Regions from separate parts of the Homo sapiens genome. Here regions 1 and 3 are each linked to region 2. A link is an interaction called in ENCODE POLR2A ChIA-PET data of the cell type or tissue named here. Cell type or tissue: CD4-positive, alpha-beta T cell. All regions are shown on one strand. Each heading gives the region's core, and the rest is flanking DNA. Links, peaks and the distances in the headings are about the cores only. Region 1 overlaps RPTOR (regulatory associated protein of MTOR complex 1). Region 2 overlaps RPTOR (regulatory associated protein of MTOR complex 1). Region 3 overlaps RPTOR (regulatory associated protein of MTOR complex 1).

What was found. Peaks named below come from ENCODE experiments on the same cell type or tissue, not always from the same donor. Only the 100,000 strongest peaks of a DNase experiment are listed, where the experiment ranks them.
Region 1: POLR2A ChIA-PET joins it to region 2 with 7 read pairs; 3 of 35 experiments call an interaction of 5 or more read pairs at or near these places.
Region 3: POLR2A ChIA-PET joins it to region 2 with 5 read pairs; 2 of 35 experiments call an interaction of 5 or more read pairs at or near these places.

Annotation. Positions count from the first base shown.
Region 1 is chr17:80,698,851-80,709,773 of GRCh38, forward strand. It overlaps RPTOR (regulatory associated protein of MTOR complex 1), which reads left to right. Exons shown (of 34, transcript NM_020761.3): 4 at 8,991-9,149. Among named protein-coding and RNA genes, the nearest start is that of RPTOR, 160 kb to the left of the region's middle. RefSeq lists an enhancer at 6,145-6,264. In CD4-positive, alpha-beta T cell, for the core only: no CTCF peak of the experiment used is centred there; a DNase peak (open chromatin) is centred at 4,401; H3K27ac peaks cover 292 bases.
Region 2 is chr17:80,777,048-80,786,098 of GRCh38, forward strand. All of the region lies in intron 6 of RPTOR (regulatory associated protein of MTOR complex 1), which reads left to right. Among named protein-coding and RNA genes, the nearest start is that of CHMP6, 210 kb to the right of the region's middle. RefSeq lists enhancers at 2,426-2,926, 3,443-3,642. In CD4-positive, alpha-beta T cell, for the core only: no CTCF peak of the experiment used is centred there; a DNase peak (open chromatin) is centred at 5,944; H3K4me3 peaks cover 739 bases; H3K27ac peaks cover 1,473 bases.
Region 3 is chr17:80,645,033-80,655,955 of GRCh38, forward strand. The region is part of intron 3 of RPTOR (regulatory associated protein of MTOR complex 1); the gene reads left to right. Among named protein-coding and RNA genes, the nearest start is that of RPTOR, 110 kb to the left of the region's middle. In CD4-positive, alpha-beta T cell, for the core only: no CTCF peak of the experiment used is centred there; DNase peaks (open chromatin) are centred at 4,859 and 5,189; H3K4me3 peaks cover 707 bases; H3K27ac peaks cover 638 bases.

The DNA.
Region 1 (10,923 bases), core at 3,386-5,885, 80 kb before region 2:
AGGGGGTAGTGCCCATCCAATTCCTGGGGAAACCCAGGCGAGCCTGCTGGCCAGGAAGCGCCAGCTTGTGTCTGATTGCTAGGTTACCCTGGGTGCTTCCTGGATGTTCAGGCGCCCGTGATTCCCCCAGCATCTGCCTCGAGCTTATGTGCATGGAGCAGCAGATCCCTTTGTCTGGGCAGTTAGATTGTCTGCTAAGGAAAGTGGGTGTTGGAGCAAAAGCCTTGCTTCACTGCTGTACTCCAACCCATCAAAATGGAATTGTTTAAAATGCCCTCAAAATAAAAATAGAGACCCCAAGCTCTTGATAAAACAGCTTTCTCTGGAGAAGCTCATCGGGCTGTGTAAACTCCAATAGGAAGTATTTATTCATCATTTGTATGTGCACAAATATTTATTTAATGTCAACTGTGAAGGCTGATGAGTAAATCAGCAGGTAGAGTCCAGTACCCTGGTGCAGTGATGGGGAGCTAGAGGTGCTGTGCACAGTACCCTGGTGCAGTGATGGGGAGCTAGAGGTGCTATGCACAGTACCCTGGTGCAGTGATGGGGAGCTAGAGGTGCTATGCACAGTGCCCTGGTGCAGTGATGGGGAGCAAGAGGTGCTATGCACGGTACCCTGGTGCAGTGATGGGGAGCTAGAGGTGCTGTGCACGGTACCCTGGTGCAGTGATGGGGAGCTAGAGGTGCTGTGCACGGTGCCCTGGTGCAGTGATGGGGAGCTAGAGGTGCTGTGCACAGTACCCTGGTGCAGTGATGGGGAGCTAGAGGTGCTGTGCACGGTACCCTGGTGCAGTGATGGGGAGCTAGAGGTGCTGTGCACGGTGCCCTGGTGCAGTGATGGGGAGCTAGAGGTGCTGTGCACGGTGCCCTGGTGCAGTGATGGGGAGCTAGAGGTGCTGTGCACGGTGCCCTGGTGCAGTGATGGGGAGCAAGAGGTGCTGTGCACGGTACCCTGGTGCAGTGATGGGGAGCTAGAGGTGCTGTGCACGGTACCCTGGTACAGTGATGGGGAGCTAGAGGTGCTACGCACAGTACCCTGGTGCAGTGATGGGGAGCTAGAGGTGCTATGCAGCCTTTGGCATGGCTTCCTATCCAGTGTCTGGAAGAGCATCCAAGAAGGATGCTTTCAACATGATAAAAGACAAGGGACATTTAACATGATACTTGAAGAATGAATAGAAAATGACCAGGCAAGACTTGGAATAGGACATGGAGAAAAGGTAGGAAGAAGGTTCTGGGCAGAAGGCTGGAAAGTAGGTTAGAACATAATGAGGCAAAAGGCTTAAAAGATCCTTTCTTGTGGCTGAAGTGTAGACTCTCAGAGATTATGTCTAGTGATCAGGCTGGAGATCTTGCAGGGACTCGTAGGTCTTTCTAAAGAGTTTTCAAAGTTAGTGGGAAGACATCAAAGGTTTCTAAGCGGGAGAAGGACCTATTGAGTTTTGGAGAATGGATTTGGAGTGAAACAAGGCTGGAGGATAAGTTGGGAAGTTACTCCAATGATCTAAGAAATAGATAAGTGGTGGTGGTGATGGTGGTAGTGGTGGTGATGGTGGTGGTGGTGATGGTGATGGTGGTGGTTATGATGGTGGTGGTGGTGATGGTGGTGGTGGTGGTGGTGGTGATGATGGTGGTGGTGATGGTAGAGATGATGGTGATGGTGATGGTGGTGGTGGTGGTGGTGATGATGATGGTGGTGGTGATGGTAGAGATGATGGTGATGGTGATGATGGAAGTGGTGGTGATGGTGATGATGGTGATGGTGGTGGTGGTGGCGGCGATGATGGTGGTGGTGATGGTAGAGATGATGGTGATGGTGATGATGGAGGTGGTGGTGATGGTGATGGTGGTGGTGATGGTGGTGGTGGTGGTGGTGATGATGGTGGTGGTGGTGGTGGTGATGATGGTGATGGTGATGGTAGAGATGATGATGGTGGTGGTGGTGATGATGATGGTGGTGATGGTGATGGTGGTGGTGGTGGTGATGGTAGAGATGATGGTGGTGGTAGTGGTGGTTTGGTAGTGGCTTGACCTGGGTATTGATAGCACGGATAGAAAGAGGTGGATGGACTCAGTCAGGATTGAAGAGGTAGACTCAACAGGATGCAATGATTGATGACATAAAAATGGAAAGGGTGAAAGACAAGAAGGTGTCAAGGGTGATTCTTGGGTTTCTGTTGTCCAGCTGGGTGATTCTCAGGTTTCTGTTGTCCAAATGGTTAGTGACCCCATCCATATGGATTGAGGAGAGAGGGGAGCAAGCTTAGGAGGGAAGACACAGAAGATGTGCACTGGACAATTCCTCTCTGCTGAAAGGCCTCAGACACACTGATGGATTGCTTCACATCTGGGAACAAATGCTGTGAAGTCTCTGTGTCCTCAGCGGCTCCACCTGGTTGCACTAGGGTGGAATCATGGGAAAGGGCACAGGTTATATATTCTTGCCATTTATTCTCACGGAGACCATAATGCTCATTCCATATCAACCGAAAGGTAGCATTTGCCATCACTCTTTTTGGCTTTTGTTTTGTTTCTCTGTATTTTACTTGTTTTTCATCCTAACACCCTTAAGGGTGAGGGTAAACAAGGGCTATAGGAGGCGAGGCCTTCCAGGGAAATGCCGGGCAGGGAAGAAGGTCAGGTCCGCCTAAAGGTCCCTCCTACCAACATTTCCCTGGAAATCTTTGCATCCTACTTGAGAAGGAGAGGGGTAGGGTGAAACTTTCACTAGACCCCAGATGGGGCCAGAACTGGCCTGAGTCCTGAAATGACATTTGTTCCTCCAGGACAGTTCTGAGAGTGTTGCAGGCATTTCGGTTTGTTGGATCTAAACTTGACCTGCTATTCATTGCTATAGGATGGGAGGATGGCAGCGATATCACTTGTACTCACAGACCCAGCCTAGTACGACGCCAGTGTCTTTGTTAGAAACTCTACAGATGTCTATGTCCAGCCTGCCCCAGCGGCACAGGGCTACCCCTGGTGGGATTTTGTCAAAGGGGAAGACCCACCAAGTAGAGCCCCTGAGCCCCTCCTCTTCCCAGGTGGCCGTCTCTCCTTGATCCACACCAGCGGCAGTTTGTGCAGCTTCACCAGAGCTTCTAGCGGGACCATGCCGCCACGAGGGCCACTGGGAGCAGAGTCCCTCCCATGCTCAGGGCTCTCCAGGGTCTGAAGTCTGCACTTGTATGAGAAGGAGCTCCAATACCAATAAAAGTCTACGTGGAAAATGCAGAATCTGATTGCAGTAGCATTTCTTAGGCCTTATTAGCATATAAATTTACCAGGTGTCATTTTAGGACAAGAGCCCGTCACTGAGAAGGAAATGAAATTTGGAGCTGCATTTTCCTTCATTAAACCAAGGGCCCATTTTTGTTTTGTTTTGTTTTTTGTTTTGTTTTCTTTTCTTCGGTTATTCATTCTTTTATTATCTTCTGCTGTCACATCCTCCAAAACTCCTGTGCATATATTTTCTTGCACCTTGAGATTTGGCATTTCAGGAAAAATGCCTAGCACAATAGGCTGTAGTTTAGAGACTTGCTTTGTCATTTTATATGTCCAGCAGAAATTGTCGTAACTCCCCCGGATGATCAGATGCTCCCGTGCCTCTCCTGTCTCTCAGACCACACAGCTATTATCCCTGGCATTCTAGTTGTGAGACAAAACCTTAACACAATGTGGTGACATTTAATTTAGTGTTTCTCATTTCAAAGCCCTTAAAAATATTAATTAATTCCCATGAAGCCCCAGGAGGCGTATTATTAATATCTGTGGCGCCTTTCATGCTAGTCCATTAATGTGCCTTCTCTACGCAATAGGTAAGAAAATGAAGCTAAATCCGTTTTTCGCAGCCCCATGGGATAAGACCTTCACAGAGCCAGGGTCAGAAATGATGAATCCTTAATTTTATTGGTGTCCCTGAATAATCTACCCCGTGGCCTTCTGTGTGGCGTGGAAGAACAGCACTCCTGTTCAGGAGCAATCTCAGGAGACAGCGAATGATTTTCCTGTGGAGCTGTGACTTCAGCAATCCTAGTTCGATAGCTGTGTTGAGGAGAGTAGAATTGAGAAAAACTGCCGCAGCAGTAATGTAATAAGTGAGATGGAGCAGGAGGCACTTGACAATTTCACTAGAAAATCTCCCAGCGATCTGTGGGCCCTGCAGTGAACCCAGCCCCTGCAGATCGATGGGCCCGTGCTCCAGGGAGACAGATGTGGAGATCAGCACCGTGGCTTGTTCTTATTTTGGGGTGCCTTATCTTTCCGTGCCTTTGTTCTTCACCACTATGCATGGGGGATTTCTGTAGCCTTAGCAACCAGAAAGCAGGGTGGATCTGTGGAATTAGACTCCGAAATCTCGAGTTTAGTTGACAGCGCTTTTTCCTTCCTTCTGATTGCCTCGCCGTCTGGCAAGCTCTGCATGTGTTCTTTTCTCACCTGTATCTGCAGCCCATGACTCCGGAAGTCTTTCTGACTCTGAAAAACATATCCTGTGTTCACTAAGGGGAAGTGGTTTTAATGTGCATGAAAAGAGGCTGGCAGGCGCTCACCCCACCTGGACCCTAGACCCTGGAGAAGGGGTGGGAAGTTAGCTTCAGTGGACGTTCCTGATAAACGTGAGCTCAGGTGGCTCACTTCCCCTGGCCTGACTGCAGACTTGAGCCAGGAACACCCATTCCGCCTTGTGTGTGAGACCCAGGAGGATCAAGGAGATATCCTTTAGCATCCATTAAAAAAAAAGTTTTTTTTGAGTCCTACCTCTCCATTTTTGCTCTTCCCTACTTGAGCTGTCTTAAAGCATCCCTGGAGGTAGGAAAATGCATAGACCCTCCTTCCCAGGGCCCCAGTACTGCCGGAGGAGCCTCGGTGATGGCTGCACCTCTGCCCTGGGGCCTGGAGCTGGGCTAACGCTTTCTTGGAAAACCTCTAATTGTTTCTACCAAGTTAGCCAGGACACTTTTTAAAAAGCACTTTCATTAAAAATGCATAGGTATTTGTTTTAATTTACATAACGGCCCAGACCAAAATGGGATGTGGCCTGCTGCTTAGACTGGCCATTATCACGCCTCTGATTCAGAGAAAAACCTAAATTTCATGTTTATGCAGGTCTTATAGCTGATGCGTTTGGTTTGAAGGAGCAGGTGAACTAGGTCCTCTCCAGGACTTGGTGCTTTTTTGTTGGGTGTGGAGAGACATGGGCGAGATGGGGCTGTTGCTGCTGCGCTGATTTGAAGCCATCTCTCCAGACTGAACCCGTCCTACGTGTCCGCCATTCTTTCTACCTATCCACCTGAAGACGGAATGTCTAGCTACCTCTACTTCAGACTTATTTTCTAATTTAGAATGTACTTACTTGAGTGGATGTGGTTTTGGAGGGCCTGTAGCCAAGGTCGTGACAGCTGAATAAAATGTTTCCTTCTTTGCCCCCAGAACTGCGCTTTCATTTATCAGCTGCCCTTGGTGTGTTGTATGGGATCAGCCAACATTCAGGTATTTAGAACATTAAGACTCAGTGGCCTGGTTCTGTCTCACCAAGAACACAAATAAACAGTTGATGAATCCATCACATCAGTGATGAATCCAGAATGTGTCCATCATTTTCGTAAGTCTTAGTATGCAGAGAATCTCAGATAGCAAAGCAGAAAGGATGATGTCACAGACGCCTTGGGTACCCAGCACCTGGATGCAGCTGTTTGTACACACATACTTTCTGATATTATGTTGACAGTGACTTACACCACTTCAACCTCAGGCAGGATTCTATCAGTTTCTTTACTACAAATTGATTTGTTTCTTTAATAATTATTGTAATTACTGTCAGTAAAAATCTGAGTATGACTCAGCAATTAGTTGCTGGTAACTGAGTGTGTTGTAATGCTGGGGAAAGGATATAAAACTTGTATTTTGAACAGAAAGGCACACATGTGGGTGAGCAGTGTTTACCACCACAGAATTTACCGTCTACACAGAATTGAGATAGCTGCACATGAATGTATAGTGAGCAGTGTAAGTTAATTCAGAGAAAGAAAAAATTATTTCCTGCTGAAAGGGTTCAAGAAGGAATTTTGTAGGAGAGCTGGGCATTGAACAGGCTCCTCCAGAACATGTGGGTCAGATTGGCCACCGCATGGCTGGGGTCCCCCATGGGCCAGTGATGCCCACCTATGGGAGCAGGTGACACGCTGCCTCCCAGGCCACGCATCGACACCCCTCCTGTCACGCTCCGTGCTTCTCTGAGCACTTCCTCCTTCCCTGTGGCCCTGGGCTCCCTGTGGGCCAGCCCTGTCCTGGCAGAGCCCCCTGTGCGTGTCAACGCACATCCTTCATAGATGAAAATGGACTTGAAGATCCCGCGTTATCAGTTGGTTAGCTCTCTCTCAAGTCTCCTTCGTGACTCTGCTTTATTTTTCGAGCAGCATTCTGGTTCTGAGCGAGGAGACACTGAGAGGGGAGACCACTCTGTGGCTCTAACCCCGCCTCAGACCAGGGCTCCGCACTGTCCTGCAGTGGCACAGGGTTGCTAGCCTTGGATTAGCTTTTGGTTCTCTAATGGGCTTTGCTTGCAGGTACAAAAATTTGGGGGAACCTGGAAAAACTCTTAAATCTCCTCATCTGAAAGATATTCATACATCTACTGATGACTTCCAAAGTACAAGGTCTAGAATACCAAGAGGTTTTATGTTGTCATAAATTAGAGTTTTAATGTATATAATTAGGTGAAACCAAATGTGTATCATATACAACAGAGTAACCGTGTTGCAGGAATTGGGCCTCGTTTTCCTGTTGTTTTCCTCACATCTAATTCTTTTTCTCTGGAAATGCCAGGGAACCTTTCTTTATTTTCTTTATTTTTATTTTTCAGTAGAGACGAGGGATCTGACTATGTTGCCCAGGCTGGTCTTGAACTCCTGGCCTCAAGTGGTCCTTCCACCGTGGCCTCCGAAATGCTGGGATTCCAGGTGTGAGCCCCCGTGTCCGGCAGGGGAACCTTTCTTAAGCATGAATGGTGTGCCCTCCTCAGGGTGTGTCCTCTCTGCTTCCTTTCTCAGTCACATCAGCAGGTGCTTCGTGTGCATCTGTGTGCCCAGCCTGGGCACAGCGGGAGCCCAGGCCTTCCTTCAAACGCAGCCTCCCCTGCACGTTCCAAACACTTACTGGCATTTTTCTTCAAGTGATGATCATGGCATTGGCCTTACTTATTTTAGTTGTTTTTAAAAGAAAGTTTTAAAAGTTTATCAAAGTGATGAACATACACATCACTTTTTAAAAACATAATCCCCACCCAGAGGCAAACCCTTTTAGCTATTTGTTCTAGTGGCATATGTTGGTGCTGCTTTGCACTGACTCATCAACTCAGGGCATCTTCCCTGACTGCCTGGTGTGGCCCCAGCACTTTCACACCCGTTGTTCCCCTCCCCAACCCCAGAAGGTCGTAGATTTACTCTGTCGGTTCTTCTTTGTTGGGAGTTCACCATGAAAAGTACTTTGCAGGAAAAGAGCAATGATAGAACTGGAGTAGCTCCTCGCATGACCCACCTGTGCCCGTTTTCCAGCATCCTGCCACCCAGCCAGGTCTGTCTCCTCCTTGGCCCGTTCTCCTCACTCAGGTTCTCTGGAAGTTGGCACAGTTTTACTAAAATAAAATCAGCATTCATAGCATTAGGACTATGTAAACACTGTTCTCAAGCAAGCCAAGTCATGTGTACTTGGGTCTGATTCTGGACTTTGTGTGTGAGTTCCCTGGGCTGCTGGTCTCCGTGCCCCCAGCCTCGCTGTCTTAATGAGAGGCCCTAGGGGAGCCTGCAGTGTCTGGCAAGGCCAGGTTGCCCTCAGGGCTTTCTGCTGCCATGATTTTCTGGCCCTTCGTCCCTGTTTGTTTTTCCCTGTGACCTTCAGTAGCAGCTTAGCTCCTTGGGGTATTTACTGGGAATGCATTGAATATGTGAATTAAACGAGCGAGAGCTGACATCTTAAGAATGTTGACTCAGCCCACCCAAGCAGGGAGCATCTTCCCATTTGTTCACGTCTTCTGTGTTTTCCAGGAGAGCTTTGAAAATCTTCCATGTCTGTGTTTTGCACATTTCATGTTAAACTTATTCCTATGCATTCAGTCTGCTCTGTGGCTTTCGAGATGGGGTTTTCTTTGCCATGATGTTCCTTTGTTTATTATTTGTGTATATCAAGGCTATTGATTGTTCTCTGTCAGTTTTAGATTCTGCTCATTCAGGGTTAAGGGCCCAGGCAGGAGGCGGAGGGAGGAGCTTTCAGCAGGGCGATTCCTTACTCGGTCTCTTCACTCTTCTGCCATTGCTGCCATGTGTACATTGCAGGCTCCTTCATTTGAGCAAATTCTCTCTTCCATGCTCCAGATGTTTTCAGAAGGACCGCGTACTTCTGAGAAACACTTGGTACCCCAGTGGCAGCTGCGTTTGCCTTGGTGTTGCCATGTGACAGGCATTACTTGTTTATCTCATTGTTGTTCCTAGTAGTTCTCAATGTTTGTTGAATGAATATTTATAACCATCATGTGTGGCAGTTCTTATGTAGTGTTTTGATTTGTTTTTTTGAGACCATCTCACTCTGTCACTCAGGCTGGAGTACAGTGTTGTGATCATGGTTCACTGCAACCTCAACCTCCTGGGCTTAAGTGATCCTTCCACCTCAGCTGGGACTACAGGTGTGTGCCACCACACCTGGCTAATTTTTTTTTTTTTTAATTGTAGAGATGGGGTCTCATTCTGCTGCCCAGGCTGATCTTGAGCTCCCGGGCTCAACCAGTTCTCCCACCTTGGCCTCCTAAGCTGCTGGGATTTTCGGCATGAGCCAGGGTGCCTGGCATTACCTGGTTTTATAGATGGAGAAACTCAGAGCCATGTGTCCAGGACCACACAGCTATTAACTGCAAACCCAGAGGAAAGGGTAGGGGATGAGTTCCAAGCATTCCCTGGAGTCCGTGGTAAATTTCTTCATTTCTTCTCCTGCAACAGGCCCGGTACAAGCAGAGCCTTGACCCAACTGTGGATGAAGTCAAGAAGCTCTGCACGTCCTTACGTCGCAACGCCAAGGAGGAGCGAGTCCTCTTTCACTACAATGGCCACGGGGTGCCCCGGCCCACAGTCAACGGGGAGGTCTGGGTCTTCAACAAGGTGGGTGTGCCTTCCAGCTTCCTTCCCGTTTCTGCCAAAAGCCATGCCAATTGCGGTGGTCGGAGCAGGTCCTGCCCATCCGTAGCTTCTGTTAAGCCATTGATGTTTACTGTGTTTCAACAAACCCAAATGCCATAACTGAACGGACCAGGTAGTCAGGCACAAGGAGGGGCTGTTTCTGTGGCAGAACGTGTTCATGGAATGACTGCCTTGAAGTGTGGTGCGTGTGGTTTATGTTCCCTCTGTAAGACCAGCAGTTGTTTGTAATTCTCCGAGGACAGACCTCGAGAGTGTCTGCCTTCTAGTTTGAAAAAATTGCACAATTTCTCAATTTCGTTAGAATCTTTCTTTAAGCATCGGTGATTTTCTTAGAAAATAAAGTGTTTTATATATTCTAAAGGGCTAATTCCAAGCTGCCCTGCAGGTGCAGGCTCTGGGCTTCCCTCCTCAAGGTCAGAATCACCAGCCTTTTGCAATTCCGTTGCCCAGGACCAGATGAAGTGCTTGCTCCCCTTCTGTAGCTGTTGCTGTGGGTGGTGGGTGCTGACTGTCATCCCCATCCTCCAGGGTGTGGTGGGTGCTGACTGTTGTCCCCACCCTCCAGGGTGTGGTGGGTGCTGACTGTCTCCTCATCCTCCAGGGTGTGGTGGGTGCTGACTGTTGTCCCCACCCTCCAGGGTGTGGTGGGTGCTGACTGTCTCCCCATCCTCCAGGGTGGGAACCTTGGTCTGTCTCAGAGCAGCCAGCTATGGGTCTCACTGCGCTCTGCGTGATGCATGAAAAGCAGTTCTTGGAGGGTGCGGTGGCCCCATATGTGCCTGAGCGTGTCTATGAGGGCACTGATTTGGAATCCAGCAAATCCGAGTCCCAGTTTCGGTTGTGCTGTCAGCCTCCTGGGCTTCTGCTTCCTTAGTGTGGACACCGCCTCCTGCCATCATAGTGAGGACTCTGACTCCGTTTCTTCACACACTGAACTCTCGGTTCCCGCCTACCGTCCCGGGTTCGCAGCTAGCATTCGGCACAGGTGGTGAAGCAGTGTGGGCCCAGAGCAGAGACCTCGAGGAAGGCTTCTGACCCTGGACACTGAGGAGTAGCCAGCCTCGGAAGTTAGAAAGGTATCCACCCAGCTCCTCCCGCAGGGCACAGGGCAGTGCCATCTCTCCCCGTGTGTATCTGGATACCAGCTTGATTTTAATTCCTTTCGTTAAATATTGAGTAAATTCAAAACGATCGTTGTGAAGGAAGTAGGATTTACAGAAGCAGGATGTAATGAACCACCAGGCGTGCACCACAGGCCCCTGGCGTGTCTTTCTCAGCTGCAGTCTCTCCTTTCCCTGCCCTCCCCTGTGGCGCCTGGCACAGTGAATTTGAATTTGTCCTTCCCTGGCTCTCCTCTGTGGAGCCCCCGGTGTGCTGGCTCTCAGGCACGGCGAATCCGGGAGATCGCTGCTGATACGCTGGGCGGACGCTGGCGCGCTCTTCCGCAGTGCGCTTTGCTCACTTGGTCGGAGGCTCTGCAGATTCATGCCACCGACCCCAGGGGCCTGCAGCCCTGCCTCTTCCCACATTCGCTGTCCCCTGCCGGGACCCCGCCCTTCTCAGTGCCTTCCCTGCAGATGGGCATTGGGCTGGTTCCCATCTTGTTTCTGCTGTAAACCGCGTGAGTGTTTCAGCTGCCCACCTTTCTCTCCAGCACTGGGTGTTGTCACAGGTTTTTTTTAATGATAGACTGTGGTGTGCTCTGATTTTCTCTGATAACCATTAAGATCGCGCA
Region 2 (9,051 bases), core at 4,950-7,449:
GACCAACATGGAGAAACCCTGTCTACTAAAAATACAAAAATTAGCTGGACGTGGTGGTGCACACCTGTAATCCCATCTACTGGGGAGGCTGAGGCAGGAGAATCGCTTGAACCAGGGAGTCGGAGGTTGCAGTGAACCAAGATGGCATCATTGCACTCCCAGTCTTGGCAACAGAGCAAGACCCTCTCAAAAAAAAAAAAAGAAAAAAGAAAGTGAAGGGGGAGCGGAGGCCAGTGTGGGAGGAAGAGACAGGAAAGGTCATCTGGATAGTAAAGATCACCTGGTTTCATGTTATTTCGAAATTTACGGATAATTTTAGATATGTGGTTGAAAACTATTAAAAACTTGAATATTCAAGCAGGACTAGAGAAAGTGTCTCTGGTATGTCTTCATTCCAGCCGTCCTGCTGTGTGTGAAGTGGTATCTCACTGTTCCGCTTTGCATCTCCCTAACGACTAATGACATCAGGCATCTTTTTATGGGCTTATTGGCCTTTGTTGTTTTTTTTTTTGAGATGGAGTCCTTTGAGGTGGGAAAGTTTTATTTTATTTTGGTAAAGTCCATCTTATCTATTTTGTTGTTGCTGTCACCTGTACTTTTAGTGTCATGTTTAAGAAGCCGTTGCTTAATCCAAGGTTATGAAGTTTGACGCCTGCGCCGACTCCAGCACTTTTATAGCTTTAGCTGTTACGTCTAGGCCTTTGGTCCGTTTTGAGTTAATTTTTGTAAATGGTGTGATGAAGTCTTAAATAAGCATAGCTTGGACTTTTGGATCTATTTTTAACTTTGAGAATGTTTTCTGCAGGAATGGCAGAAATAGATGTATTGCTGGAGTGACTTTGGAACTGTATAAAGAAAAGGTGAACGCCAGAGGCTGAAGAGGGAAGGAGCTCTTTCCCTAGCAGGTTTCTGTGTAGCGAGCATCCGTGGCTGGGGTTAAAGTGTTATTTCATTATGCAGTTTATCAAATGGGAAAAGACAAAACCTAAGGGCATTTGTATCTACTCCATACCATAAAAGTTTGCCATTTTACTTTGATCATATAACAACTCTGAAAAATACTGTTTTTCATGGATTAATCAAATTACCAACATTACTTTAAAATCACACCGAGTCACTCTTTCTGTGCCGCAAGGTGCTAGGCCAGTGACATCTCTGATCTTGGGAGCCGCTGTTAGGAGCCTGATGTTAATGACAGATAAAAATTGATGTCAGATAGAAAATTAACCTCCTTCAGGGTATGTGAAACTGCTTCCCCTAATCCTATGTTCTTCCTTAGCAAACCGAATGCAACCCAGGAGCTCTGAAGAAGGAAAATGATCAGCTGTTTATCTGCTTGGCACCCTTTGGAACAGTCATTTTCCCATCTCATTTGAAAGCAGCAGTTAGAAAAATCACAAAGAAATAGTCTTTCTAAAGTTTTCCTTCCATTTTAATTCTTTTGTGTTTTTCTTCATCACATTTTCCATACACCCCACACGATTAAAGAATGGTCATTCTGCGTTTCAAGGGGCCCAGGCGGGAGGATCACTTGAGACTAGGAGTTTGAGACCAGCCTGGGCAACATAGCAACACCCAGTCTGTACCAAACTTTCTTCAAAAAATTAGCCTGGTATGGTGGTGCGCCTATGGTCCCAGCTTCTCGGGAGAAGGAGGCAGGAGGATGACTAGAGCCCGGGAGTTCACCACTACCGTGAGCTGAGATCATGCCACTGCACTCCAGCCCACACAGCAGAGTGGGGCAAGACCTGGTCTCTTAAAAGAATAAAATATTGACTGAGGATCAGGACGGTAAAATCACGAGACCTCAGAGAAGGAACAACTGTCGTGGCACCTCATGTGCGGTGTCTGGCCGCGGCGCCTGCGAATGGGTTTTGCTCTTGGTTGTCTTGGAACCAAACATCTGTGTGCTGGCATGGACTGGACATCGCCAGGTGTTTGGACCATATCTTTGTGGTTTAGCACAAAACCAAGACATACAGTTTGTACCTGTCATAGTCACTGGAGAAGCCGTGCTGTTAATTGATACAGAAACACAGCCGTGGGCTGAGATGCACCTTCTGAGCCCATGGCTGTCCTCAGCCTCATCACAGACCCCAAGCTGAATGGTCCTGCCGGACTAGGCATGAGGGCTGGAGCTCATGTGTGCGCCCGTAAGCTGGCTTTCCATTCAGTGGTTTCAACTTCTGCCTGTAGAAACACCAAAATTGTCCATGAGGTAAATGAAAATACATCCCAGGACACTCTCACTGTCCTCCCATTGTCTGGTGTCTTGTTGAGGGCTCTGGCCAGGTCAACAGGCAACTGTTTTGTCCTGTGAAAGTGTGGCGCCTCCGTGGCTTTCTGGGAGAACCGAAGAGAGAGACTTGCAGTCGGCGAGGAACTCCTTGGCGCAAGCAGCGTGCGGATCTCCTCATGCTTCTGCCGTGCCTACGTGCACTGACGTCGTCACAGGTGGGGGATAAGATTCCGTCGCGGTCGGAGTTTTCCTGTGTGAACATTGAGATGTGCAATTCCGTGACCGCAGGCACTGCCCCTCCGACACAGTGGGGTTCATCTGCTTGCGGAAGCCTCTTAAGGGCGGTTGGGAGAGACCCTCAGTGGCGCATGTCTGGAGGCTGCTGACCTAGCGTCGCAACCATAGACCAGGAACACAAGCAGATAAAAGCAGCAAGTGGGACAGATTGAACCAGCTCTTGGCATAGTTTCCCACCCCCCAGCTAGTTCAGGAGTCTGTGGACAAACTGTGTTTCAAGCATGTTGAACAACGCAGTGTGCATTTCCAAGTTCATTGGAAAATCTATGTGAGTTCACTTGTTTGCCACCAGAATGCCAGGAGTGAGCTCCGTTCTCGGGGTGCTCTTCCTTAGCCCCCAGTTTTTGCGGTGGCTTAAGGCTCTGCAGGAGTCGGGGGTACCCAGGCTCCACTCCTTGGCCCGACTCCATGCTGTTGCGGCTCTCATCTGCTGTGGGAAACTCGCTCCTCGTGGACATTTTCCACGCCTCTGGCTGGATTTCTGCTCAGTAGCCTTCAGCCAGCGGTGTTCTCATCGTGTCCATCTGCTTCTATTAAGTTAATGGGCACAGACACACGGCCCATAAAGCAGCTGGATCAAAAGTCTGGTTCTTATCAGACGACTTAATTGATAAATGTCGCAATCACAAGAAGCTGAAATGCTGTTGTGCAATGACTTCCAGAATGGTGTTCTGGGCACGTCAGCTTCCCTAAGTACAACTGGAGCCGTCGGTGGAGAAGAGCGGAAAGGGAGAGTTCAGTTGGTAGGAGGGAGGGGTCCAGCGAGAGACAGGGATGTACACGAAGTCTGTTTAACTTTACATATTGGGTGCAGAAACCACCACGGTTTAAATGCTTAGGAAGACAACTGGATAGACGGTGGTTTGTTTCTAGCCCTGATTCTGAACTCATCTGTCCTGAAAAACAGTTGCTGACACCCTCTGACCCTCAGAGGCGGTCCGGGCTAGAAGGGGATTAGTGGAGGACATCTCGGCAGGGCTGCTGTAGGCGGATGTTGTCCAGTCAGAGCGGAACCGTGACCTGTGATACGTATACTTTTCATTTTTGCCGTTTATGCTATTTTTAGATTGTCTTTATTTTACATATTAGGAATTTGCACACACGTCAGGTGAGTCGTAAGAGTCACAGAGGAAGTTCCTTCTTAGCCTGTGGCAGGGTGGATCCTGCAGCTCCCTTCCCCCCTCACCCTCCCCCCGGGGGGCCTCACTCACACAGCCCCTCCGGCTCCCTTTCTTTTTATGAGCTTTCACCTTACTCTGTTTTCCTCTTTTCTTCCTGATTTCCCTAATTGAGTTTGAGTCAGTGCATTGAGCGTGCGCTCTCAGTTGTCAGGGGTACACACTTGTGTGTGATTTTTTATGTGGCTGAGATGCACCAGGATCCTGTTGCCTCAGCCCACTGTGGTCTTTGGGTGCAGAGGAGGGTTCTTATGCCCAGCCACTTAGCCAGCAGGGTAGCTGGGGGTGAGTTTCAGAACCTTCTGAACCTCAACTGTCTCCCCTCCAGGGCAGGAAGGATAATAACACACATCTAAGCGGGGAGGGTGATAATTGTGCCCATAGTCTAAATCTTTCTCAGATCCTCCGGTGACATTGCCGGGTGGCCTGAGCTAGGAGGAAGGGTGAGGACTTAGGCAGATGGAGGACTGTGCATTTCAGTTTTTTGTTTTAATTAATTTTTTTAACTGACAAGATAACTTAGAGGGATTTTTTAAATTGGCAAATAGAATCTTCAGCTTTGCCTTCGGTTCCCTCATCGTAGGGTCAGCTCGTGGCTGCCACCCCAAGACAACACTTCCTCCCCGTGGCCGCCCTGCGGTTCCCTTCTTCCCGGAGGGTACCAACGAGCTAGGCCTGGTGCTGCCGAAAAGGAACTCAGGAAAAGGTTCCAAAATTTTTAATAGGAAGAATTTCCCAAGTCTAAAATACACAGAACTTACTCAAAAAGGGCCCCTTCTTGTGGATATTTTTAAGAGTACATTTTGCCACGCTGTCTCGCGTGGGGCCTCTGCAGCAGCTGAGACGTTTGGCAGTTTCTTCAAGACTTGGAGTAAAACCTCGCCTGAGATAGAATCTAAATACACTGGGCTTGGATCGCCCATTTGACTAAATTTCGATCCCAACTCTAGCTTTCAGAAACCTCCTTATAGGGAGAGACCTATTGCTATGGGAAGGCAAGAGAAATTAATGTCTGCGTTATTCCAGCAAAGCCCCTGCACTGCGCTGGAGGGACTTTTGTTTGCGTCTTTGGGTTGCAGAAGGGGCTATGATTGTGCGTGGCTTATCTTGGTCTCCAGCCCAGTTTAGACCTCCTTCTAGCTGATCTCTTCTCTCACTTGTACTTTGGAAGAGAGTCAGGGCTTGGCTTTGGGTCACCAGGCGTGCAGCCATGTCAGAGCTCTGGAGCCACCTCGGTTTTGTCCCTGTCACGGGGATTGACTGATTCTTAAATGATCTGCGCGAGGCGGCCCTGGAGCCTACAGCAGCACCGTTCCCCCAGGGTATCGCTGGCCTGTGTTTCACATAGGGTCAGCTCTTCGGGGGTTGTCACTGAGTAGTAAGTGCTGAGCCCTCCTGTCCCTGTTTGCAGAGGCAGCGGCTGGTTTCTGGCTGGCCAGTGATTCCTCCACCCTGTGAACACACGTGGAAATTGACACGGTGGACTCTGGGATGTAGGGGAAGGCTCTGGGTCAAGGGCATGGCTTCTTTATATAGAAAGAACAAGTCAGATGGCAGGAAAGATATAATGGTGGGTCATTTAAGTATTGGTTCTTTGTAATTTAAAAGAATCACTTTATTTATTTATTTTTTTATTTTTATTTTTTTTTAAAGAACTGAGTTTTATGGGTTTGCCACAAAGCCATTCTACATCCCCGACAAGAATAAGAATAGGTGAGGACCCAGCAGTCGCATGTGAAAATAAACGGTGTATTTAGCGGGAAACTAATGCCTCTTGCAGCCATCAGGCACTGTTTTCCCTTGATCCTGGAACACCTTGGTTTCCGGGGATCTCAGCCCCAGCCGTTGCCCCATAGCTGTTCCTCAGCACCGCAGTCGTGGAAGCCCTGTACTGAATTAGAACCGAGCAGCCCTGGCTCTCAAGGGGTCACGGGGTGAGAGGACCAGAGTTCTGCAGGCATTTTCACGTGAGAAACTCCAGTCCTCTGTGGCTGTCCCACTTCCTGACAGCTTGGCTTCCTTCAGGCAGCCTGAGTATTATTCCCATCTTAGCTCTGTCGGTATGTAGTATAAACACAGTCCATGTTATTGATAGTTTCTTAGGTAAAAACACATTAATATTTGAATCGGGCCAAGGAGCACGGAGAATCTGAAGTTGTCGCAAACAAGCTGGCTGTAAATGGGCTCCTCCAGGGCAAGGCACACCCCAGAGCTACTGGGGGAGGTGGAAGCTTGCTGTGTGTTGTGTGTGTGTTTCCTGTGGTTGATGCTCATAAGCGTTACCTCCGTGGAAGAGGTTTACCTTTTTAGGAAAGAGTTGGTTTTCTGCTTTTGCAAATTTGTACCAACTGTTGATCATCTCAAGGACAGTGGAGAAGGGACAGGCAAGGAGCCTCCCTTTCAGTCTTGGCATTCTTCGAAAATAGAAGGTGGCTTCCTTAAATGATTTCCCGACTTGACTCATCAATGTAGGAATGCCTGTGTTGACACTCTCTTCCCCCTCTCTCTCTCCGTCTCTGTCCCCATCCCTTTTACTTTTTATTATAGGACAGTTTTCAACCATTCTGTGGAACAGTTGAGAGGATGATAAAGTGAACCCTGTATATATTAAATCACCTACATTTTACAATTATTTGCTCTGTTGTTTTGTTTTTGTGGGTATGTTTGCTAAATTACAGACAACATGATGTTTTACCACCCAAATACTTAATCATTTCTTTTTTAAAAAACTGACATTTTTCTTATAACCAAATTATCTTAACTTTTTAATGTCTTTTGAACCCAAATGGCAGAGCCCTTGCAATTAGCCTTGTTCCCGTGGAAGGTGTATTCCATTGCCGGCCAGGCTCATGCATCCAGCAGGCGCCTAAGGGGCTCCTCCGATATCCAGCCAGCTCTGACAATGGGGCCGTAGCCCAGAACAAGGCAGATGGGATTGGCTCATTATGTGGGTTGGCAGAAAGCTCCGATGAGGTGTTCATCTGTATTTCTCTTACCAATGGAATAATTGTTTTTCCTTTTTGCTAGCTTGCTTCTGTAGCACGGAGGGCCACTATGAAATAGCAAACTCTTGCACTTAATTTGTATCTTGTCCTGCTTACCGGCCTAGAAGCTCCTAAATAGAGTAAACTTTTCTGTACATTACAAAGTGCAGCTGTTTAACGTTTGCAAGTTAGGAAAGTCGCTTCTACTTGGTTTTCTTCTAATAATACTAAAAGGCATACTTTTTTTTTAAGGCAAAGGATCTCACTGTCACCCAGGCTAGAGTGCAGTGGCACGATCATAGCTCACTGCAGCCTTAACCTCCTGAGCTCAAACGATCCTCCTGCCTCAGCCTCCCGAGTCCTCTGACCATGCCCAGCTAACTTATTTGTGGAGATGGGGACTCAACTGTGCTGTCCACGCTGGCCTCACACTCGTGTCCTCAAGTGATCCTCCTGCCTTGGGCTCCCAGAGTGCTGGAATTACAGGCATGAGCCAAAAAAAAAAACACATACTTTTAAATTTAGTTACAAATATCGCATGATTTGGCACATTAATTTCATGTGGGGATGTTTAGTTCTTTGGGTTTTTTTTAACCTGCTGGATTAAATGAAATGCTGAGAGTTGAAGAAATTGGCTTATTTTCCTTTTTCTTTTCTTTTTTTGAGATGGAGTTTCACTCTTGTTGCCCAGGCTGGAGTGCAATGGCACGAACTCAGCTCACTGCAACCTCCGCCTTCTGGGTTCAAGCAATTCTCCTGCCTCAGCCTCCCGAGTAGCTGGGATTATAGGCACCCACCACCATGCCCAGCTAATTTTTTGTATTTTTAGTAGAAATGGGGTTTCACCTTGTTGGCCAGGCTGGTCTTGAACTCCTGACCTCAGGTGATCTGCCCACCTCAGCCCCCCAAAGTGCTGGGATTACAGGCATGAGCCACTGTGCCCGGCCTATTTTACTTTTTTTTTTTTTTTGAGACAGAGTTTCGCTCTTTTTGCCAAGGCTGGAGTGCAGTGGCGCAATCTCGGCTCACTGCAACCTCCGCCTCCCGAGTTCAAGTGATTCTCCTGCCTCAGCCTCCTGAGTAGCTGGGATTACAGGTGTCCGCCACCACGCCTGGCTAATGCTGGTTTTTTTTGTTGTTGTTGTTTTGTTTGTTTATTTAGTAGAGACAGAGTTTCTCCATGTTGGTCAGGCTGGTCTCGAACTCCCAACCTCAGGTGATCCACCCGCCTTGGCCTCCCAAAGTGCTATTTTAATTGTGTATTTATTGCCACTCTGAGCTATATTTGAAAATTCCTTTTGTGAAAAAGAATATTTAAAACCAGACACCTCCAGCAGTTTGCTGTATCTCTGTATGACTAGGTTAAAATGCACAAGTCTGTGAAAGCTTCAGTGACACCTTCATCAGTGTAAATTCTAGAGACTTCACGTGCCAGCTAAGGTGAAGTAAGCCACCTACAGCCTCTCTGTCCCGCTCATTACAAAGAAAAGCTCTGGTCAGGATACAGAAAAGCAACTACCAAAGGCTAAAAATGAGCAGGGATATTAGGGACTGGAGTCAAAGTCAGATAAAATATAGTGATGAATCTCTAAATGTAAAACATTTTATTTGGGAAGCAAGATTTACAGTCGAAGGCATACAGGCAGACCAGGTGGTCTTCAGTATATCTTGATGAACAAATAAAAGGTTGGCAGTTTTAAAAAGAGGAGAACTGTTTCGTGTTGCTCTTTGAGAAGGTTCTTCGGCACTAGTGAGGTTTCTGGGGAGCTGGCAGGTTCCCGACTGGTGAGTGGGTGAAATGAGTCCTCGAATCACAGCAGGTTGTGTCGGTTGCCATTAGTGAAAACTGGTTTCAAGTGGCAGCAGGCAGTTTCCGCGGCCAGGCTGGCAGAGAACTACATTGCTGGAGGAATGTTTTGTGGCCCGAGTGCTTTCCCCCGGCCCCTTGACTCTGACTGAGTTGGGTATGACAAGAATGACCCAGTTTGTATGATCAGCTCTCACAGTGACAATGACAGTCATGATGGGGATGTGTTTTGAGGGCCTTTTCCTCTCCTTTGCCGAGGAACTGCACAGGGAATGCTGATGGCGAGACCTCCAGGGAAGCCACTTATGTCTTCACCACTAGAGAAGGGGGGACTCTGCATGTTGGCGAGAGCAGGGGGGTGCCACACTCCAGCACATCGTGTGTTCACCTTCTAACCGGGAAGCTCTCCTTGTTCAGGAGTTTTCATAGAGCGTCTGTCCATGGGGAGAGGAGTGGCTAGGTGGGGTGGGTGGTGGTGTCCCGGAACCAGTCCCCCAGGGATACCCAGGGATGACTGTATATGCCCGGACCAAGTCCTGAAGGTCA
Region 3 (10,923 bases), core at 3,610-6,109, 130 kb before region 2:
GTAGCCTTTTTCTTGAGGGCGCAGTGCGTTTGGGGATGGCATGAGGACTGGAGAGAGATTTGGATGGTGGAGTCCTGTAAAAATGTAGTTGAGATGCCTCGTGTTTTCCATAGATAATAGCTTCTTTGAAGACTTTGAAGGTACCCTAGGGTCTCAGCATGGTGAGACGGGCACTTGCAGGAGTGTGGGGCAGAGTGGCAGTATTAGAAGACATGGCCGTGTTGGCACATGGCATGTCGTTAACCAACACTATGGGAATTCAGAGGAATGCCTTTCTGGCTACTTCTGGCCATCTCCTGGGTTTGGCTTTGTACCTTTGCGTTTTACTAGATACCTTTGTTTAAAAAAGAATGTAACCCAATAAATTCAGATCTACCAATTGTGTTCTTTCTAGAATGAGTCTCTGCTATTAAAACTAGTTTCTTCTTTTCCAAGAATTATTAGATAAGGAAATATAGCCTTTCAGAATACATGTGTTTAATATTTCAAGATATTGTATGTGTATTCCATTTGCTCTGATTTACAATTGTTTTTTTTGAGTGCTAAGAGTTGATTTACTGCTGGCTTTATTATTAGTTTCGCTTGGTAGATATCAGCTAGTTGATGCTAGCTGACAGGAAATGGAATCTTCTAAAGTGGCATCTGTTATTTTTAATCTAAATTTCTGTCTACGAGCAGATCTCTCCATGGCATTGAGAAGCGGCATCATGATGTAGGGAAGGTGACCTTTACATGTAGGTCAGTGATGACAGCCAGAAAGATGACAGTGTAGACTCAGTACAGGATGGAGGATTCCCTGCCCATGACAGTGGCACAGTTGTATTCGGACAGCGAGCACAGGTGCAAAGGGGTGCAGTCCTCTGAATGATCTGTAGTCTGGGAAAATTTGTTAAAGTTGGCCAGATTTCAAGAATGGATGTGCAAAATAATTCTCTGAGTAAGAGATCGTTTGAAGGGCTGGTGAGATGGAGAATGTGTTAAGATTACAGGATGCTTCGGAAAAGGTACCAGCGCAGGCGGGATCCCATCTGGGCTGGTTTATAAAGTGGAATCTGGAATAAAGTATCCGCTGCAGCCTAGAAGGAAGCTGTTCTTGCACACAGAGTGGGATCTTTTGTCCCCATTCAGGAAGCAAAACCACAACAATGGACACCTAATATTTGCTTTTCGAATGCCAACACCATTGCATTCATTTTTTAGTACAATAAAAATGTTTAAAAATTTCCTGCTACTATCCATGAGCGGGCCTCATCTATTTTAGAAATTAGCCTAAGGTAACGGATGTCACAGGATACCTCTGACCGGCTCCCAGGTGTGAGCGTGGGGCTGTGCCATATGCACTGGGTAATAATAGCACTTGCCCCGGTGCGCGTGGCACACTGCTCCTCACAGCTTTCCGTGGGTTACAGGACAGAGGGAGGGAGGCCTGGCATAGATAGCGTGGCTCTCAGTGTGGGGCAGACCTCATGCTGCCTTCTAGAGTTTGCATGAAACAGGAGGCACTTAGCAAACTCAGATGTTTGTGTGCAAGGGGCCTGGTTCCTGACTGTAAATCAGGGTCCTTTGAAACATTGCAAGGCTAAACACGCACCACTTGATTGCACTCTACAGGGCTCTTGAGTTTCTGCAGTAATAAAGAGAGGTTGATGTGCCATCTGCAATAAAACAATGGGGGCGTTATTAAATTTCCCAGACCTTCAGTGGAAAGACCCATATATCTGGTTTTCTCTTTCTCTGTGTCTTTATTGCAAGAGTGGAAAACCTTGGGTCATTTAATGAAAATGAGATTATTTTCATTAAAGTTTGTCGGAGTCGTTGCCTCCACGCTGGCATGGATGGGAGCAGAGTAGGAAATGCCTGTTTTCTCAACGGTAGCGTCCATCCAGGAGGTGCAGAAAGCCAACCCCGGAACCCCCGTCGGCTGCACCAGAATGGTGTCTGGAAGCCTCTGATGATTTCCTTGCTGGTGCTGGAACGCTTGGACTTGTTCTTCATTTTTCTAGCTTTTGATATAGGTGATTCCAGTTCAAAAGGAATTGAGAGAAACCATGGTGATTATATTTTTTTCTGAAGGCTGCCAGCCACTATCTGGCCCGTATTTCCTTGCTTAGGCCCATTGAGCCCTTTTCTAAATAATTTATCAGTTTGCCACTGATGAAATGTTTCTTCTGATTAAATTTAAGGCTTTGCCTTATTACCTTGTAGGTGTATAAATTTGTGTTCTGCCAGAGATTGGAGGAAAATGCCGACCGTTGTTTCAGTGGAAAATTCTGCAGTAAAACCTCACTCATTCCATCATAAGTCTCAAATGAAAGTTTTATTGGGAAATGGGAGTAGGAGATTATTATAAAGCTGGGACCATACAGTGAAGAATTTATCTTTTTAGAGAATTTTTCTAACAAATTGGGGCTACTGGCAGTTTAGTACAGGATGGAAGTTAGGAGCTGGAGCCTGTGGAAAAAGACAAGCAGGAGGGGCCTCGCTCTCTGTGTCCTTCTTTCCCCAGAGAGAGTGGACAACACCAGAAGCAGAGGCCACACCTCTTTACTTGGGGTGAGCTTTAATTCTTCTGGTGCCTTAAAAATAAGTTTCTATGGGAATATCTATCATTTACTAAGGAAGATGAAACAGCATGGCGGTGCCTCCACTGACCAAGTCTGTCCGTCGGGCAGGTGTGTCTAGGGGAGGAGGCGGAAGGCGCTCCTCAGTCATGGAGCCACGTTGTTGTAGGAGCTCATTCTCATCTTGTCCAGGTCTGCGAGTAGTGAAGGCAGCAAGTCCTGTGTGGCGGCCGTGGGGCTTCCAGGGAGCTGAGCGGTCAGGTTGAGTCAGTTTCCATGTGGTGGACAGTTCTTACTTATCCATGCACAGCCCTGGTTTGTGGATTACAGTGAACAGATTTTGAATGTCAGCTTCCCTTCAGTTCACCGTGCTTCTCAGATGTGTCACAGTTAATTTGTGGTTAAGGGATGAAAGTTGGTTTTGCCATTAGATAAACATGTTTTTTATAGTGCCTAACCCCAAGCAGAGTATGTTCAAGGAGAGAACAAAACAGCTCCCAAGATCTGGTCCATTAGCCCAGTAGAAATTGTTATTGCATTTTAATGTAAATGACAGTCATCCTTTCGTGGTATTGATAATAGAGTTGTTTGTGTGCTTTTATGAGATGCTTTGAATGAACCGAAGCTGATGACTATACCTCCTGTTGGGAGGAGGGGGTTTGGGGAGCAAGGGGGTTGAGAAGGCCAGTGGTGGGCAGTTTTGGTTCTACTTAACAGGTGTGTCTTTTGGATTTTAGGCACAAGTGTTATTTGCAGAACTGAATGTTTATGTGTAATTCCATGTTGTTTAGGGGTTTGGAGTGAGGATAATTGGAATCCAGGCATCTTCTCCTTGTCCCTGAATGGGGCTGCTGCTTGACCTGTCCACCTCACAGGGAGTGTCATGTGGCCATGTGTGACAAACTGTGAAACCCTTGGTATTGAGTGCTCACACTGCTAGGTGTGGTGGGAGGCGCCTAGTCAGGCAGCCGGGTTGGCTTTGGGGAGCACTGCATGGATGGCTTCTAAGATCCACTTGTCTTCTTTCCCCTGGGATGATTAGACAGGCCTCTGCTTTGTGGGCAAAGCAATTGGTATCAGCACAAGTCACTCGCTTCCTTGTGCCCCCCACCCCCAAATGTTTTGGAATGAATTTTATAGATGGATGCTGATATGGCTTGGCTGTGTCCCCACCCAGATCTCATCTTGAATTGTCACTCCCACAATTCCCACGTGCCATAGGGGGAACCCAGTGGGAGGTAATCGAATCATAGGGGCGGGTCTTTCCTGTGCTGTTGTCCGTAGTGAACAAGTCTCACGTCCCTGCACGAGCTCTCTCTTGCCTGCCACCATCCATGTAAGATGTGACTTGCGCCTCCTTACCTTCCGCCATGATTGTGAGACCTTCACAGCCATGTGGAACTATAAGTCTATTAAACCTCTTTCTTTTGTAAATTGCCCAGTCTTGGTTATGTCTTTATCAGCAGCATGAAAATGGGCTAATACAGATGCAGTCAAGACGCATAAATCAGTGGGTTCTACCTTTTCTTAGGATTTTCAGGCTCAGATATGGATAATCGGGGAAGAAGCAGCTAAGTTGCCCTAGGACAGTACTCCACACCTGGAGGTGCTCCAAAGCTATTCATGGAACAGCCCAAGGTGGACCGTTACTCGCTGTGACTCCTGCTTGGGGCATTCACGTTGCGACATTAGTTCCAAATTGACAGTCCAGTTCAGCTGGTGAAAATGGCCCTATAATTGCGATTGGCAGCATCCCTTGGCGTGCGGCCCTGATGCCATTACCATTCCATCATCCATCCCGTCTTGCTGTCTGCCCTGCCGCCAGCCCTCCCTCCTCCTGCCCAAACTCACCTGACTTTCTTCTCTGTGGGTCCTAAGGTTGGGCTTCATCCACCTTGAGTTTCTGTGACAAGCTGCCAGTGAGGACTCATGGGCAAAGGCAGAACTGTGGGTGGATGGCTCACAGCTTGCATAATTCAGTACCTGGTGTGAAGCACTTTGCCTGTGTACTCATTAAATTTGCAGGACGGTACAGACAATATCTTCTGGTGGTCTTGGGGTTAACTGTGGTGCTTTGACAGTTTCACTTAACTGCTTACTGCCCAGAAAGTTAAGAACTGTTCCTATGATCAATGTTTTTACTTATATTTTTGCCTTGGCCTCAGCAGTGCTCTCCCACTTCGTCTTCCCTCCTTTCTAGTGCTTCTCGCCTGAAAGCTTTTCCACGTGCGTGCCGTGTTCAGTGAGAACTCTGATTCATGCTCTTCAGCCAGAAGCCTTCGTAGTCAGCCCTGCCCACGCACTTCCTGCCTTGCCCTGTCCCCAGAGGCCATGGTATTGGAAGCAGCTTCCTGGAAGCAAGCTTAGATTATGCGAAGCAGTTTATTCCGGACTCTTTAGACCAATTGCACCAGAGCATAAAGGTGTTGTCACCTACTGCTATCCCTCCGAATACCTTAGTGACATGACCTATAAATTCTTTTAGGCACACCAAAGACATTACAGAAAGAAGAATGAAAGAAAGGCATGGTTCTGCAGCCTCCTGGAGGATGGCAGCCTGTTGTGACTAGACTCCTCAGGGTTTCAGTCCATTAGAGCTGGTCCCAGAGGGGACCCCTGCTGGCCAGCCCTGTGTTGGACTCTTGCTCTCCGAGGCCACCTAGGGGATTCACTAGAGAGCCCATTTGGGATTGAAGAGCACGCGTGTTGACTAGAGTGGGTTGCAGCATGGGCCGCAGCCTGTTTAAACACTGCCTAGGGAAGATTGGTGGAGTCCGCCTCCTCCCTTCTGCCTCGTAGGTCCGCAGAGTCGTGCTGGGCTCACCGCTCCTTCCCTTTCTGGGCGGGAGCGCCCCTCTCACTGGTAGGGGAGCTCCCTGGGAAATGTGGTCTCCTTTCTACCAGTGCACTGAGGGGTGGGGTGGGGAGAGCTTAACTGTGGAAAGAATGCGAACTGGTTTAGTTCTGGCTTTGCCACTTCTTAGAAATGTAACTCTGGACAAATTACTATTTAAACTTTTAAAATTTGTACATGCAAATGAGAGTTAATGGACAGAATAAAAGTATATAAAGCATTTGCACCAGGGAGGCCATGGTGGTTGGTCATCAGATCCTTACTTCCCATCCCTTTCTGTCCCTTATCCCTTCCTCTCCCTCATGGTTGAGGTGGTGGAGGCCCCTCCCAGAACATTCTGCCCAGGAGTCTTGCTGCCTTAAGCCCCTCCCCATCCTGCCTTATCTCTGGTTTTATCCTCTTGCGGGGATAACTGCATTCCTGACTCTTCCTCTATTAATTGACCTACTTGAAGTGTAATACTTTTAGAGAGAAGTAGGGGCTTAACTCTGTCCTTAACAGGCCTCTCGAGGATATTATCTCTCATCATCATGTTCCCTTTAACAAGGGAGTTGTCTGTGTGTATGACAAATTGCAAATGAGGACCCCCCACCGTCAGGCTGGGGACTAAAACTGTAGCTCAGCTGTTGTCGTTTCACAGATCTCACGTGCCATGTGTGTTTCCTGAGTTAACTTGGGGACCGTGATACAGAGCGATGCGGAGATGGCTCTGAAGGACAGGCAGGTGCCAGGCGAGGGATGGAAGTGCTGCTTCTAAGTCAGAAAGTGGAAGGTGTGATGTGTTAAAGAATGGAAAGCTAAATTTGGAGGTGACGATGAGGAACCCACCGTATGCTCGCCATATGCAACTAGGAAGAGTTGTAAAATCCTGCTCCAGCCAAATTGGAAAGTGCTGATCAAGGGGGAAACGATCAATAACAGATTGGAGGGGGACGGCCACTTCAAAGTGTCTGCGGTACTTGATTTCATTTTGCAGGGGAAACCATATGTCACAGTGGTGTTCATGAATTTGGGTGTTCACAAGGGCTTCTGTACAGCTCCCTCCCAAATGTCCGCGATTTACTTGTTGGTATGACACATAATGGAGATTTTTTTAAAATGGACATACGAAGCACATAACGTCAAGTTCACCATTTTAAAGTGTACAACTTGGCTGGGCGCAGTGGCTCGCGCCTGTAATCCTAGCACTTTGGGAGGCCGAGGTGGGCAGATCACCTGAGGTCAAGAGTTGGAGACCAGCCTGGCCAACATGGTGAAACCTTGTCTCTACTAAAAATATTTAAAAAATGGCCAGGCACGGTGGCTCACGCCTGTAATCCCAGCACTTTGGGAGGCCGAGGCGGGTGGATCGTGAGGTCAGGAGATCGAGACCATGGTGAAACCCTGTCTCTACTAAAAATACAAAAAATTAGCCGGGCGCAGTGGCAGGTGCCTACTGTAGTCCCAGTTACTCAGGAGGCTGAGGCAGGAGAATGGCATGAACCCGGGAGGTGGAGCTTGCAGTGAGCTGAGATCACGCCACTGCACTCCAGCCTGGGGCGACAGCGTGAGACTCCGTCTCAAAAAAAAAAAATTAGCTGGGCGTGGTGGCGGGTGCCTGTAGTCCCAGCTATTCCGGAGGCTGAGGTAAGAGAATCGCTTGAACCTGGGAGGTGGAGGTTGTAGTAAGCCGAGATCACGCCACTGCACTCCAGCCTGGGTGACAGAGCGAGACTCCATCTTAAAAAAAAAAAAAAAAAGTGTACAACTCAATTGGCTTTTAACATCTTTGCAATCTTGTGCAACTGTCATAACTGTCATAACTGTCTAGTTCCAGAACACTTTTCTTACCCCAAAGGGAAACCCAAAGCCCATCGGCAGTCATTTCTCCTCCCCCAGGCCCAGGCAGTCACCAGCCTGCCTTCTGTCTCTGGAGATGCCTGTTCTAGGTACTCCACACAAATGGAGCCATACAGTATGTGGCCTTTTGCGTCTGGGCTCTTTCCTTAGCATCTGGAATGTTTTCAAGATTCCTCCATGCTATTGCATGTATCAGTAATTTAATCCTTCTTGTGTGTGCATGTGTAGAGATAGGGTCTCGCTTTATTGCTCAGGCTGGTCTTGAACCCCTGGCTTCAAGTGATCATCCTGCTTCAGCCTCAACTCTTTCTATAGCTGAAAAACATTCCATTGTATGGCTAGTCTACATTTCTATTTTATGGGTTCATCTGTTGATGGACACTTTCATGGTTTCCACCTTTTAGCTATTTGAATAATGCCGCTATGAATATGTGCATGCTAGTGTTTGTGTGGGCCCCTGCCCACTAGTGGGGTTGCTGGGTCATATGGTGACCCTGTATTTTACCTCCCTGAGGCACTCCCAATCTATTTTCCACAGTGGCTGTACTATTTGTCCATGTCTACTAGCAGTGTATGAGGGCTCCAGTCTCTCCACATCCTGGCCAACATTTGTCACTTTCTGTATTCTTACATTGTTATTATTATGATAGTCCTAGTGGGTATGAAGTGGAATCTCATCGTGGTTTTGGTTTTCATTTCCCTGATGATTAGTGATGTTGCCATCTTTTCATGTGCTTATTGGCCATTTGGAGGAGTCTCTATTCAAGTCCTTTGTCCATTTTTTAGTTGGGTTGTTTGTCTTTATTGTTGAGTTCTATGAGTTCAAAATGGAGACTTTTAAGTTGAATAAGGTATAATTTCTGTTGTGAGGACTTGTTTCCTTTCCAAATAATATGTGTGGTGTCTGCTGAGAGCCTCATGGTAACATTTAATTCTTAAAAGAGCCTTTGTCTTGATAGATTGGTTTCATAAAACTGTTAAGAGGTTCAGCCAGGCACCGTGGCTCATGCCCGTGGGAGGCCAAGACAGGAGGATCCTTTGAGCTCAGGAGTTGGAGACCAGCCTGGGCAACATAGTGAGACCTTGTCTCTAATTAAAAAAAGAAAAGAGGTTCTTTGACTATTGACTATACTGATCATATATATACTGTATAATTTAATACCAATCCCTTAAGATTCCTGTGTGTTTTTGTTAGGAGTCTTTTGGTTTTCTTAGAGCTGTGGTCTCTCCACCTGGAGTGTATGTCGGGAGAAAGCTCCTGTCGGGGTGAGTGCAGGCAGAGTGGCCGAGGAGCTGGGCCTCTGTGAAGTCTGGGTGCAGCTTGGAGGCTCATAGTGGACTGGGAGCTTGGCAGGAGGGGCGGTGCATGTCCACACCAGTGCCCGGTCTCCGCCGTGCTGCGGCCCTGTGGGTCTCTGCTCCCCACTCAGCAGTTACGCTGCAGGACGTTCCTTCCCCTCCCTGTGTGTGAGGGCTGGGTCCTTCCTTTCTGATGTAGTCATCTTTGATGGGACTCCATCTGCTTGGGCCCAGGGGTCCCCACAGGAGCCAGCTGTGTTCACATCCTAGTGGTCCCTGGTCCTAAACCACCTCCTGACTTTCCTCTGTTGCTTCAGCTTCAGCTCTCTGCCCACTGCATTGTGTCGCTGGATTTTCAAGATTAAATTCCCCCCACAAGAGTGTTTGATGCTTCCCTGGATGGCCAGGCTGTACGGCCAGTGTTAAAAGACAGACAAGTGCCACCCAGGGGCAAGGGGAGTGTGTGGTTCAAAGTCCCTGAGAACAGATGCCAGATGCCAGGCTCAGGTGGTGCCGTTTACTTCCAGCAAGAGGAGAGAGAGGGTGCACTTGATCCAGTGCCGGGTGATGGTGGCCCCTAGGCCAGGGGGTCGCACCCTCACTTTGGGCTACAGTAGAAGGAGATTCCCCCACCCCGTGGGGTCTTAAACACAGAAAACTGGGGGCATGCCTGAGGGCCACTGATGCAGGTGCTAAGGCACAACAGAGGAGCCATGGAGGCAGAAATCGGGAAAGACCCCTCCCAGGTGAGGGCTGCACGGGCTGTGGTGAGGGTGCTCCCCTCGGTGGGCTCTCGGCCCAGCACGTGGAAGACGGCGCAGTCCACTGCCTTCCCAACCCAGAGAGGCCGATCAGCTCCGCTTAGCTTCACGTGGTCCTCCGTGTAACTGGCCCATCTGTGGGTTGGTTCTGAGGGAGTGAGGCTGCCCTCTAGAATCACCTGTGACTGGAGGGCTGGGTGGCAGGATTTAAAGCGCATAGCAGAACCGGGAGGATTACCCATGGCTTGTATAAGGAAGAGTCTCTTCTAAAGGGTTGCATGTGTGGCAGGCTCCTTAATCAACATGCTGCTTACCCCGGACTGGAACATGCCCTGAAGTCAAGTCATTTTTGTGTAGAATTTTTAATTATAAGTTTTATTTTTATAAACAAAAATCTTAGCTGAAGTCCAATAAAATCCAAGAAGAAGGCACAGATAATCAGGGAGAAGTAACTCAAGATTTGAGGAAATCAAGAGTCATAAAAGAGTGCTTTGCAAAACTTTGCAGATAAATTGGAAAACTTGTATGCGATGCATAATTTTCTAGGAAAATATAAATGACCATAATTGACCTCAGAAAAGATAGTAAAGAAAAATAAATGGATAAACATAGAAGAAAGAGAAAGTTACCAAACCATTCCTCTTCTAATCCTCCTCCCTCTGAAGGATTTCAAACTTGAAAAGAACACAAAATTATTGAAGACTTCTTTCTGTTGTAGGAAGATCTCTAAAACATAGTTTCTTTATCTATTAATTTAGAGACAGAGCCTTGCTCTGCCATCCAGGCTGGAGTGCAGTGGCATGATGTTGGCTCACTGCAGCCTCCATCTCCTGGGCCCAAGTGATTCTCCTGCCTCAGCCTCCCGAATAGCTGGGACTGCAGGCACATGCCACCACACCTGGCTAATTTTTGTATTTTTAGTGGAGACAGGGTTTCACTATGTTGGCCAGGCTGGCCTCAAAGTCCTGACCTCAAGTGATCTGCCTGCCTTGGCCTCCCAAAGTGCTGGGATTATAGGTATGAGCCATATTTTTTGTTTTTTTTAAATTTATTTTTATTGATTTGTTTTTATATTTTTAGAGGGGTCTTGCTTTGTTGCCCAGGCTAGAGTTCAGTGATGCAGTCAGCTTACTGCAGCCTCAACCTCCTGGGCTCACGCTATCCTCTTGCCATATCCTTTTGAGTAGCTGGGACTACAGATGTGTGCCACCATGCCCAGCTAATTTTTAATTTTTTTTTTTTTTTGTAGAGGTGGTGTCTTGCTTTGTCACTCAGGCTGGAGTGCGGTGGTGTGATCATGGCTCATTAACCTCGAATTCCTGGGCTGAAGTGATCCTCCTGCCTCAGCCTCAGGAGTATGTAGGACTACAGGTGTGAGCCACAGTGCCAGCTTAAAATACGTCAAATTTAAAATGCAAAAGAAGAAAGTGTATTCAACAGGTTTAGTGTATGCACATATGACTGATGGAGTCAGCCGTTCCTGCTTGTCATATGTAATGTGTGTAGCTGGGTGTGGCATATGTGTACATGGGTGGGTAGATCCCTAGATAGATGGAGGGCAAGTCGGTGGATCTGCCCCTCCTCCACTCACTCAGATGCCTTAGAGTGA